2 separate regions of the Homo sapiens genome follow, and region 1 is linked to region 2. Evidence: read pairs that join two places in POLR2A ChIA-PET (ENCODE). Cell type or tissue: K562. All regions are shown on one strand. Each heading gives the region's core, and the rest is flanking DNA. Links, peaks and the distances in the headings are about the cores only. Region 1 holds the start of GPR42 (G protein-coupled receptor 42). Region 2 has its middle 9.7 kb from the start of CD22.

Region 1 (5,329 bases), core at 330-5,329, 53 kb before region 2:
TTCCTTTCCTTTCTTTCCTCTTTCTTTCTTTCTCTTTCTTTCTTTCTTTCTTTCTTTCTTTCTTTCTTTCTTTCTTTCTTTCTTTCCTTCTTTCCTTTTCTTTCTTTCTCTCTTTCTTTCTTCCTTTCTTCTTTCCTTTTTTTTTTTTTTTCAGGGTCTTGCTCTGTTACCCAGGCTGGAGTGCAGTGGTACAATCACGGCTCACTGTAGCCTCGACCTCCTGGGTTCAAGCGATCTTCCTGCCTCAGCCTCATGAGCAGCTGGGACTATGGGCACATGCCACTATGCCCGACTAACTTTTTTTCTTAGATTACGGAGTCTTGCTTCAAGCAGTCCTCCCACTTCAGCCTCTCAAGGCACTGAGATTACAGGCGTGAGTCATCGCACCCAACCAACACTGGGTGATTTAAAATTTCTTGTTTCCTCTCACTCCCCTGTAAGCTGAGACTTGACCTATGGCCTCAGGAAGCTGTAGCCGAGATGGGTTGAATCTTCCCTTCCTCTTGTCCTTCTGGGTTGACCTGCCCTTGGTTTCGGTGAAGGAGGATCTCTCCTTCTAAAAAAGTTTCTCTTGTAAACCTTTAAAAACTTGTTTTGCTAATTAACAAAAGGATATTGCTAAGAAACCTTGTTCTCAAAAGTCAAAGATAGTCAGAAACTTAGCTGCATGAGATCATGAGTAAGAAAGGAACATATACTTCTGCTTAGAGGATCAGAGTCTCTGACACAGAGATGCAACCTTGATTTTCAACCCACCAGAGCTTCAGATAAGGAGTTTTCCAATACGAAGTTCTACCTTTATCTTTGCTTGGTATTTTCCAGAGAAACAGGACCTTGAGTAATCTTCCTGGCCTCCATCTAACACTGGCCTCTTTCCACACATCCCTGCTTTGTGTTGAGCCTATCACACACCTCTTCATCTAAATTCACGCTACTCTTAGCTCAAATTCGATGATAACTGGGTCTCTTCTCTTGTACGAGACCTCACACTTCTTCCGTAGTGTGATCTCCATTCCTGCAGCAAGGTCCTCAGCCTAATTTTGTTGGGCTACAGTTCTGTGAGACAGGCTCTATCAGTATATTAGATGGGACCATTTCTGCAGCTCAGACATTCTCAGCAGCAGCAATGTTGATCCCAAATAGGTGAAAACTAGTTCTTGGGGAACAACAACAACAAAAAATCTCACAATGGTTTGTGGCTTTCTTTTCCTTCTTTTCTTTCTTTCTTTCTTTCTCTCTCTTTCTTTCCTTCTTTCTCTCTTTCTTTCTTTCTCTCTCTTTCCTTCTTTCTTTCTTTCCTTCCTTCTTTCTTTCTCTCTCTCTCTCTTTCCTTCTTTCTCTCTTTCTTTCTCTCTTTCTTTCTTTCCTTCCTTCTTTCTTTCTTTCTCTCTCTCTCTTTCTTTCCTTCTTTCTCTCTTTCTTTCTTTCTCTCTTTCCTTCCTTCTTTCTTTTCCTTCCTTCCTTCCTTCCTTCCTTCCTTCCTTCCTTCCTTCCTTCCTTCCTTCCTTCCTTCCTTCTGTTTTTTGAGACAGAGTCTCACTCTGTCACCCAGGCTGGAGTGCAGTGGTGTAATCTCGGCTCACTGCAACCTCTGCCTCCTGGCCTCAAGTGATTGTCCTGCCTCAGCCTCCCAAGAAGCTGGGTTTACAGGTGCATGCTGCCATATGCGGCTAATATTTGTACTTTTAGTAGAGACAAAGTTTCACCATGTTGGCCAGGCTGGTCTCAAACTCCTGACCTCAAGTGATTCTCTTGCCTCGGCATCCCAAAGTGCTGGGATTATAGGCATGAGCCACTGCGCCCAGCCAGTTTCTGTCTTTGTAAAGGGCCACAACACATAAACCGACAGTGTGTTGGTTGCACTGAAATTGCATAAGCAGGCAGAGGAATGTGCTGTGTAGGAAAGATGTATATCCAAAGAGGCTTCTGAAGGGGACAAGGATGTAAAAAGTTGAAGAGATCCTGCATTAGCTAAGATCGAGGAGCATCGGGTGCCCACTGTGAGTCACCTGCCCAATCATTGACTCCAAGTATCGTAATCTATACTTTTCAAGAAGTCTTCTTTACTGGGGAGAGGATGCACTCACACAGATACTCACTGTGCTTTGCATTTACTTCTGTTCCTTATCACAGCCTGTTTGCATTTGTCCTGCTCAGACAGCCTCATCTGACTGGGCCAGGTGACCACAGGTGACACACAGATGGAGAACAGCAGAGTGGCTTAGGGGCATGGGTGTCAGAGTCAACTGACACCAGCTTCTGGTCCCACTTCAATCGCCCACCAGCTATGGGATCTCGGGTAGGAGATGTCACCTCTCTGGGCCACTCCTTCATCTGAAACTGGGGATAATGCTGGTACCTCTCACAGGGCTATTGAGAGATAGAAGGAGATGATGTGTCAGGCCAAGTCCTTTAGACAGGGCAGCTGTTATTTTCATCCCTGCAAGCCAGATCCTCTCCCAGCATCCAGGCATCCTGGTGTTTGGCCCTTTTCCTCCAGAGTCTGGTGTTTTCTCCTTCCATCCACCAGTCCCACCCGGCCCAAGCACACCACCAGAACAAAACAGGAGAAGAAGGAAACACTGTTCTCTTTTGCTTGCTTCCACATTTATTTGGGTAATTTTTCTTCTGTCATTGTTCATAAATGTCTCTGATGATCCACATTTATTGAGCAATGGGAACTTTCTGGAAAAGGCACTGTGGGAGCAGAATGCGGCCTCATCCCTGGAGCCCTGTCTCCCCCGCTCCTGACTCGCTGGCTGGGAGCAGCTCTGAGGATGGGGTTCTCCCCTCTCCTGCCCCTGCCACTCACTGGGCAGCCCCCTCAGACCTGGGCACTGCTCTTAGCTCCTCTGCCACCCTCAAGAAAACACAGGAGCTGCCTGCTGCTATGAGGACCTCATTGTTCTCCAGAGCAGCCTCTCACCCTGACCCCTTCCCAGAGCCCAATCCATAGTGTGTGGGTGGATGGGGATGGAGGTGAGATCGAGAGCTGGGCTTTAGCGCGCATACCCTTAGGGAGGCTAGATGTCTACTCTGCCCCCAAGCCCCATCGGGCCCCAGCTCGCCACTCCAAGTCCCTCCTGGCGTGAGCGAGGAAGCGCCCTGAGGATGACACGCCAGCTACACCCTCCTCCCCCGGAGGACCTAGTTTTCAGCACAGGCCACCTGGCCACCAGTTCCACAGCCCTGTGAGTGTTCACTGGTCTTTCTTTCAGCTGGTCGGTCCGCTCTCTGCTCCTCCCCTCCCTTCTGCTCCTTCAGCTCCATGCTGCTCTCCTGCTGCCACTGGCCCCAGAGCCCACACAACCTCCTCAGCAGCTCATGAAAGTCGGCTTGGAACCCGGAGGAGGAGAAGTAGTAGACAAAGGGGTCGACACAGGAGTTCAGGGTGCTGAGAAGCGTCACGTAGATCCTCCACACCGGGCTTTCACCGCAGATATAGCCCACGACATGGGACACGTTGTAGGGCCCAAAGCAGACAAGGAAGTTGAGCAGCGTGGCCGCCACCAGCCCCGCCACCCTCCTCTGCCGGCGGTGGCTGCCCCCTCTGCCGAGGATCCACACCAGGCGGCTGTAGCAGTAGCTGGTGATGATCAGCGGGACCACAAAGAGGACCACAGCCATCTCCAGCCGCACGGGCAGGAGGATGGCTAGCTGGTCCTTCCAGAACTCCAGGTAGCAGGTCCCATTGGTGCCCTGGCTGTGGGAGATGTCCCCTGAGAATTCTATGACGTAGACCACGCTGCAGTGAGCAGAGGCCAACAGCCAGCAGGCCACACTCACCAGACCTGCCTGCCCCAGCCTCGGCCGGGTCTTGTACCACAGTGGGTGGGCCACACTCAGGAAGCGTTCAATGCTCACAGCTGCCAGGAAGAGGGCGGTGAGATAGATGGTGGTGAAGAAGATGAATCCAGAGAGTGGGCAGAGGATGAAGGGCAGGGGCCAGTGCATGCCATTGGCTGCCTCCACCATGCGGAAAGGCAGGAACAGCAGCAGGAGCAGGTCCGAGGCGGTCAGGTTGAGCAGGAGCACGTCCACGGCCACCGGGCGGCACCGCAGCTTGCCCACGAAGACCACCAGGGCCAGCAGGTTGAGGGGGAGCCCCACCAGGAAAGTGAGAAGGTACACCGAGAAGACGAACCAGTGATTGCCGGAGAAGTAGGACTGGTCGGGGCCTGTATCCATGGTGGTGGCCACTGGTGAGAGAGAGTAACATGGAGTTGGTAGTGGGGGCCCTAACGGCCTCTGGCCAGCAGCATCTCCCCTAAAAGGGCACGAGGTCACTACGCCCACCCCTCTTGTCTCTGGGTGCCTTCCAGGCGGGGTCAGCCTGCCTGTCTTCCTGAGCATGCCCTGTCCCCTGTCCCTTCCCCAGCAGAGAAGCACCAAGGTGCTCCTCCACCCAGCCCCTCGGGCCCAGGCTCACCTGCTTCTTTGAGACCCCAAATGCTCTGCCGCACAGCACCTTGCTGTCTCTCCAGACCTAGTGCAGTTGGCTATTTATCCGGCAGAACTGATAAAGACCTGGCCGTGCCCATGACATCACTCACTGTTGAGCAGTGGCACAAAGATGCCTTGAGCTCCGTTGCCAGGGCTGGTCAGTATGCAAAAAGGGGAACAAATTCCACAACTGCGTGCCTCCCTCCTTGCGCAGCCTCAGCTGGGATGCTCCAAACAGGCCCCAGCTGACGTCTTCTTCCCCTCCCCTCTCTTCCACTTGAATTTTGTCTGATTCTCTAGAATGGCACTTATCCAGTTTGCCTTTTAAGGGCACAAAGCATGAGCCAGTGACAGACTGGACTCCGTGAGGTCTGTTCCTTCCTGACTTTGTGATGTGGGGGAAGAGATGTGTCTCTTCTTCCTCCCCTACAGAACAGGGATTGTCATAGTACCTGTACCATATTTCAAAGCATGAACACATGCAGATTAAAACATATATACAGGTAGATTAAAATGTTAATAATATAGGTCAATTGCTTTTTGAAAATATTTATTTTAGATTCGGGAGCACATGTGCAGGTTTGTTACATGGGTATATTGCATAATACTGAGGTTTGGGCTTCTATTGAACCCATTACCAAAATTGTGAACATAGTACCCAATAGGCAGTTTTCCCACCCTTGTCCTCCGCCCTCCCTCCCCCACTTTGGAGTCCCCACTGTCTATGGTTTCCATCTTTAATGTTTGCGTGTACCCATTGTTTACCTCCCACTTAAAAGTGAGAACATACAGCATTTGATTTTCTGTTTCTGTGTTAATTCACTTAGGATCATTCACTTAGGCCTCCAGCTGCATTTATGTTGCAGCAAAGGACATGATTTCATTC
Region 2 (5,368 bases), core at 186-5,185:
AAGAGGATACAGGCAACAACTTGGACGATTCTGAAGAGTGGTACAGAGAGTGAAAAAAGCCAGTCTCCAAGGATCACATGTGTTACAACATTCTTTTTGTTTGTTTGTTTTTTGAGACGGAGTTTTGCCCTTGTCCCCCAGGTTGGAGTGCAGTGGCTCGATCTCGGCTCACTGCAACCTCTGCCTCTAGGATTTAAGTGATTCTTCTACCTAAGCCTCCCGAGTAGCTGGGATTAAGGTGCCTAACACCATGCCTGGCTAATTTTTGTATTTTAGTAGAGATGGGGTTTCACCATGTTGGTCAGGCTGGTCTCAAATTCCTGACCTCAAGTGATCCACCTGCCTTAGCCTCCCAAAGTGCTGGGATGACAGGTGTGAGCCACCACGCCCAGGCATAACATTCTTGAAATGACAAAATGATAGAGGTGGAGAAGATGAAAAGTTGCCAGGGGTTAGGGATGGTAGGGGAAAGTGTCTGACTATGAAGGGAGTAGCACAAGGGAGGTCTTTGTAGTAACAGAATAATTCTGTATCTGGACTGCAGTTGTTGTTATATACATCCAGATGTGATAAAATGACATAGAACTGTACACACACATTATACCAATGTCAAATTCCTGGTTTTGATATTGTCCTGAATGACTTAAGAAGTAACCATCAGGGGATGCTGGGTGAAGAGTACACCAGACTTCTCTATTCTATCTTTGCAACTTCTGTGAATCTATACTTATTAAAAAAAAAAAAATTTAAGACAGTCTCGCTCTGTCACCCAGGAAGGAGTGAAGTGGTGTGATCATAGCTCACTGCAGCCTTGAACTTGAGGTGGGCTCAAGTAATCCTCAGCCACCTGAGTAACTAGAACTACAGGTACCAGCCACCATACCCCGTTAATTTATTTTTTATTTTTTATTGAGTCGGGGTCTCACATTTCCCATTCTGGTCTCCAACTCCTGTCCTCAAGCAATCCACTTCCTCAGCCTTCCAAGATGCTGGGATTACAGGAGCCAGTCACCGCACCTGGCCGTATATTTTTATTTTTTTAATCCCAGGAATCTCAATGGGGGACTCCAAGCCAGGTGGCCAGGTCCCAAAGGTCTCAGGGAGGGTACCCTTTGGGGCTTGAATTCCTGCTCCTCACCTAGAAGGAGTAGCTGAGGTTTCTGCAGGCCACAGCACCAGGTGTGGCTCATAGTCTTCTAACAGGAGGAGATTGGGCTTGTGGACGTGTCTTGATTTCTGGAGGCCAAGGGCTGCGTGGAGAAGGCAAGGGAGGAGGAGCAGGACTCCTGAGAACGCAGCCTCGGCGCTTTCACTCTTCCTCCCTGTTCCTTCAAACAGGTCGTTGGTCTCCTTTTTTGGTGACTTGACTGTCACCCCTTTACCAGGGAAGCAGTGAAAGCAGGCAACTAACAGAGTCCCTGTGAGCCCTGGGTGGCTACTCCCTGCCTGGCTATGTCCCCCTCACCCCCCAACCTCTGCCCAGGATGGTAAGACGGGAACAATGATAGTGCCTTCCTCACCGGGCTGGTGACAGCACACACAGGACACACTCAGCAACTCGCACATCCCATGACAAGCATGTGGTAAAAAGACCCGGGTTCCAGTCCCAGGTCTGCCACGTGTTTGTTGTGACATCACCTCAGTTTCCCTCCCAGGGTGATAATAAGATTGCTGTTATGACTTCAGGGCTATGCTGTGACAGGTCCCCAGCCCCTACAGCACTTTGCATGGTGGCTGCTATGGAACGGGCTCTCTGTAAAAGTGAGCTGTCATTATTCCAGACATTGTCACTTACGCTGCTGACCCAGCACTCCCTGCAGACATTAATTCACCCACCTCTGGCTACTCAGCCCTAGCCTGAGCTTCACAGAGAGGCCCTTTGGGACTAAACTGTCATTTCCTTCCCGCTCCCCAGGCAGATCGAGCTCTAGGGTGGGAAGGGGCCTTTGGCTCAGCTGCTGCCAGACTTCTCTGTTCTATCTTTGCAACTTCCTGTGATAATTATTTCAAAATTAAAAGATTTTTTTTTTTAATTTGCGAGGTTGAGGTTGTCACCTCCTGTTTAAGGAGCAGCCTGGAGTTGAGAGCGAGAAGAGTGGGGAAAGAAAGAGGCTCGCCTACTTCTCCTTTTTTTCTCCCCCTTTTTCTTTTCTTTCTTTTTTTTTTTTTTTTTTTTTTTTCTGAGACCAAGTCTCACTCTGTTGTCCAGGCTGGAGTGCAATGGTGCGATCTCAGCTCACTGCAGCCTCCGCCTCCCAGGTTCAAGCAATTCTCCTGCCTTAGCCTTCTGAGTAGCTGGGACTACAGGCGCGTACCACCACGCCTGGCTAATTTTTGTATTTTTAGTAGAGATGGGGTTTTGCCATGCTGGCCAGGCTGGTCTTAAACTCCTGACCTTAGATGATCTGCCCGCCTTGGCCTCCCAAAGTGCTGGGATTACAGGCATGAGCACCACATTCGATCTTTTTTTTTTTCTTTTTTAGTGACTGAGTCTTACTCTGTTGCCCAGGCTGGCATGCAGTGGTGCACTCATAGCTCACTGCAGATTCAAACTCCTGGGCTCAAGTGGTCCTCCTGCTTCAGCCTCTTGAGTAGCTGGGATGACAGGCATGCACTACTGTGCCCAGCTTATTTTTAAACATTTTTTTTTCTACATACAATGTCTGCTGTGTTGCCCAGGCTGGTCTTGAACTCCTAGAAAGCACTTCTCAGCAGTGCGGTGCATCTCTACCCCCGGCCAGTCGCAAGAGCCCAGCCCTGCATGATCACCCACCTGGGGAGGAGGCTCTGGAGTGGCCAGTGCTGGCTGGGAGCTCTTTCATCAAGGAGGATAATGGAGCTGCCTGCCCCAGGCACTGTCCCAGGGACAGGGTGGGAGGCGGGCCAGGGATGGATCAGTCATCTCCGTCAGGAGTGACTCAGGAGGTTGGCAGACCGGGAGGGACAAAGAGACCCGTGTCATGACCATGGCCTGGTGCCTGGGTGTCCTCCCTCCCACACGTGGTGGCCCAGCCCTACTGGCACGTGAGGCCATGAGACCTTCTCACCTTCCTTCCTGCCTGGCCAACCCTCATCTCAGCGTCTGCCCCCATCTCTCTGAGTCACTGTGTCATGTGTTCTGACTCTTCCTCGGCTTGGCATTTCCCAGGGAGGGGGTGCCATCTGCCTTCCCTGTCCCTGAGGGCCTCCCTGGGCCTGAACTCGGCCGGAGTAGATCACTCTTGCGTTCTCCACTGAACCTGCCCCTCCTGCTTTCTTCAACCTCTTAAGGAAGCTGCTGGAGTCACCTTTGACTCTTCAAGTGAGTCTCACCACTTCCTCCTCCAAAATGGGTCCTGACCCCACCCCTCTCCCCATCTCCACTTCCTCTCTCTTGGACAATGGCCAGGGCCTCCCAAGCCCTGTCCCTGCCTCCACTGATAGCCTGTGCTCACTGTCCACGCAGCTGCCAGTGGGCCTCTGAAGCCTCAAGCCTGCCATCACACCCCTCCGAACTCACTTCTCCAGCGGCTTCTCAACGCGCTCTTTGAAAGCCCAAGTCCTGGCTGGGCACAGTGGTTCACACTTGTAATCCCAGCACTTTGGCAGGCAGAGGCAGGCAGATAACTTGAGGTCAGCAGTTCGAGACCAGCCCGGCCAACATGGTGAAACTCCGTGTCTATTAAAAATTAGTTGGGCATGGTGGTGCGTGCCTGTAATCCCAGCTACTTGGGAGGCTGAGGCAGGAGAATCACCTGAACTCGGGAGGCGGAGGTTGTAATGAGCCGAGATCATGCCACTGCACTCTAGCCTTGGTGACAGAGCGAGACTCCATCTCAAAAAAAAAAAAAAAAAAAAAACCTAGGATTAAATTCCATTGCTGGGCGGGATGGCTCACGCCTGTATTCCCAGCACTTTGGGAGGCTGAGGCGGGTGGATCACCTGAGGTCAGAAGTTTAAGAGCAACCTGGTCAACATGGTGAAACCCCGTCTCTACTAAAAATATAAAAATTAGACAGGCGTGGTGGTACATGCTTGTAATCCCAGCTACTCAGGAGGCTGAGGCAGGAAAATTGCTTGAACCCGGGAGGCAGAGGCTGCAGTGAGCTGAGATTGTGCCACTGCACTCCAGCATGGGCAACAGAGTGAGACTCTGCCTCAAAACAAACAAACAAAGAAACAAACAAACAAGCCCCAGTCCTGCCTGTGGCCTACAAGGCCCTGTGTAATCGAGCTTCCTTGGGCAACAGAGCGATACTCTGCCTCAAAACAAACAAACAAAGAAACAAACAAACAAGCCCCAGTCCTGCCTGTGGCCTACAAGGCCCTGTGTAATCGAGCTTCCTTGGGCAACCACTCTGGCTCCATCACTCCACTCAAGCATGCTTCTTTCCTTCTTGTTCCATGAAGGTAACAAGTACATTCTCGCCAGGGGCCTTTGCACTCGATTTTGGCCTTCCCTGGACCCACATTCCCCAGGAACCCACAGAGCTCCCTCCCTTACTTCCTTCTGGTCTCAAGTCAAATGACTTCTCTTTCTGAAATGGCAGCCTGACCCAGCACAGCCTGACCTTGCACCCCTCTGCAGTTCCTTCACTGTCAGATGTGCGGTCATGTGTTTGCTTGTCTTTCTGATCGTTGTCTGTCTCTTCTGCAGAATGTCAGCTCTGGGAGGTCACAGAGTGATTCTTTTTGGGCACTGCTGTGACCCTGGGGCCCAGCATAGGCCTGGCACACAGAGGTGCTCAGTGAGCATGTGTTGAATTCTGGTGGGGTCCAGGAGCTGGGTGGGGAAAGTCTGAGAGAGTGAACTTGAGTTCAGGTCCTACTGGTTTGTTTGTTCGTTTTTTGAGACAGGGTCTCACTCTGTTGCTGAGGCTGGAGTGCAATGGTTCAATCTCGGCTCACTGCAAACTCCATTTCCTGGGCTCAAACTATCCCTCCCACCTCAGCCTCCCGAGTAGGTAGGACTACAGGCGCATGCCACCATACCTGCCTAATTTTTGTATTTTTTGTAGAGACAGGGTCTCGCTATGTTGCTGAGGCTGGTCTCAAACTCCTGGGCTGAAGCCATCCACCAGCCTCAGCCTCCCAAAGTGCTGGGATTACAGGCATGAGCCACCGCACCTGGCTCGGTCCTACACGTTCGCCATGGCTGAGTGCCGGTCCCTCCTAAGGATGGTCTTTGTGTCAAATTCCCTCATTGTTTCCCAAACTTTAGAGGTTTGCCTACAACCTTCAGGAGCCACCTGCAACATGTTTATTTAATACATTTTTAAAATCAGTTCAGTTGATTGATTTCTTTCTTATTTATTTATTTTGACTTAGCCTCATCCGAAGCTGGTGCGGCATTCTGGTTTCCTGTTGTTCCGGTGCATACTAAATGAAG

The links. ChIA-PET counts read pairs that join two places held together with the same protein. Peaks named below come from ENCODE experiments on the same cell type or tissue, not always from the same donor. Only the 100,000 strongest peaks of a DNase experiment are listed, where the experiment ranks them.
Region 1: POLR2A ChIA-PET joins it to region 2 with 6 read pairs; 3 of 35 experiments call an interaction of 5 or more read pairs at or near these places.

Annotation. Positions count from the first base shown.
Region 1 is chr19:35,370,219-35,375,547 of GRCh38, reverse strand. GPR42 (G protein-coupled receptor 42) reads right to left here and starts at 4,480. Exons shown (of 2, transcript NM_001348195.2): 1 at 4,430-4,480; 2 at 2,586-4,199. The coding sequence starts at 4,188. The coding sequence ends at 3,148. In K562, for the core only: no CTCF peak of the experiment used is centred there; a DNase peak (open chromatin) is centred at 447.
Region 2 is chr19:35,316,838-35,322,205 of GRCh38, reverse strand. No RefSeq gene overlaps it. Among named protein-coding and RNA genes, the nearest start is that of CD22, 9.7 kb to the left of the region's middle. RefSeq lists an enhancer at 2,982-3,161. In K562, for the core only: no CTCF peak of the experiment used is centred there; DNase peaks (open chromatin) are centred at 3,027 and 3,389.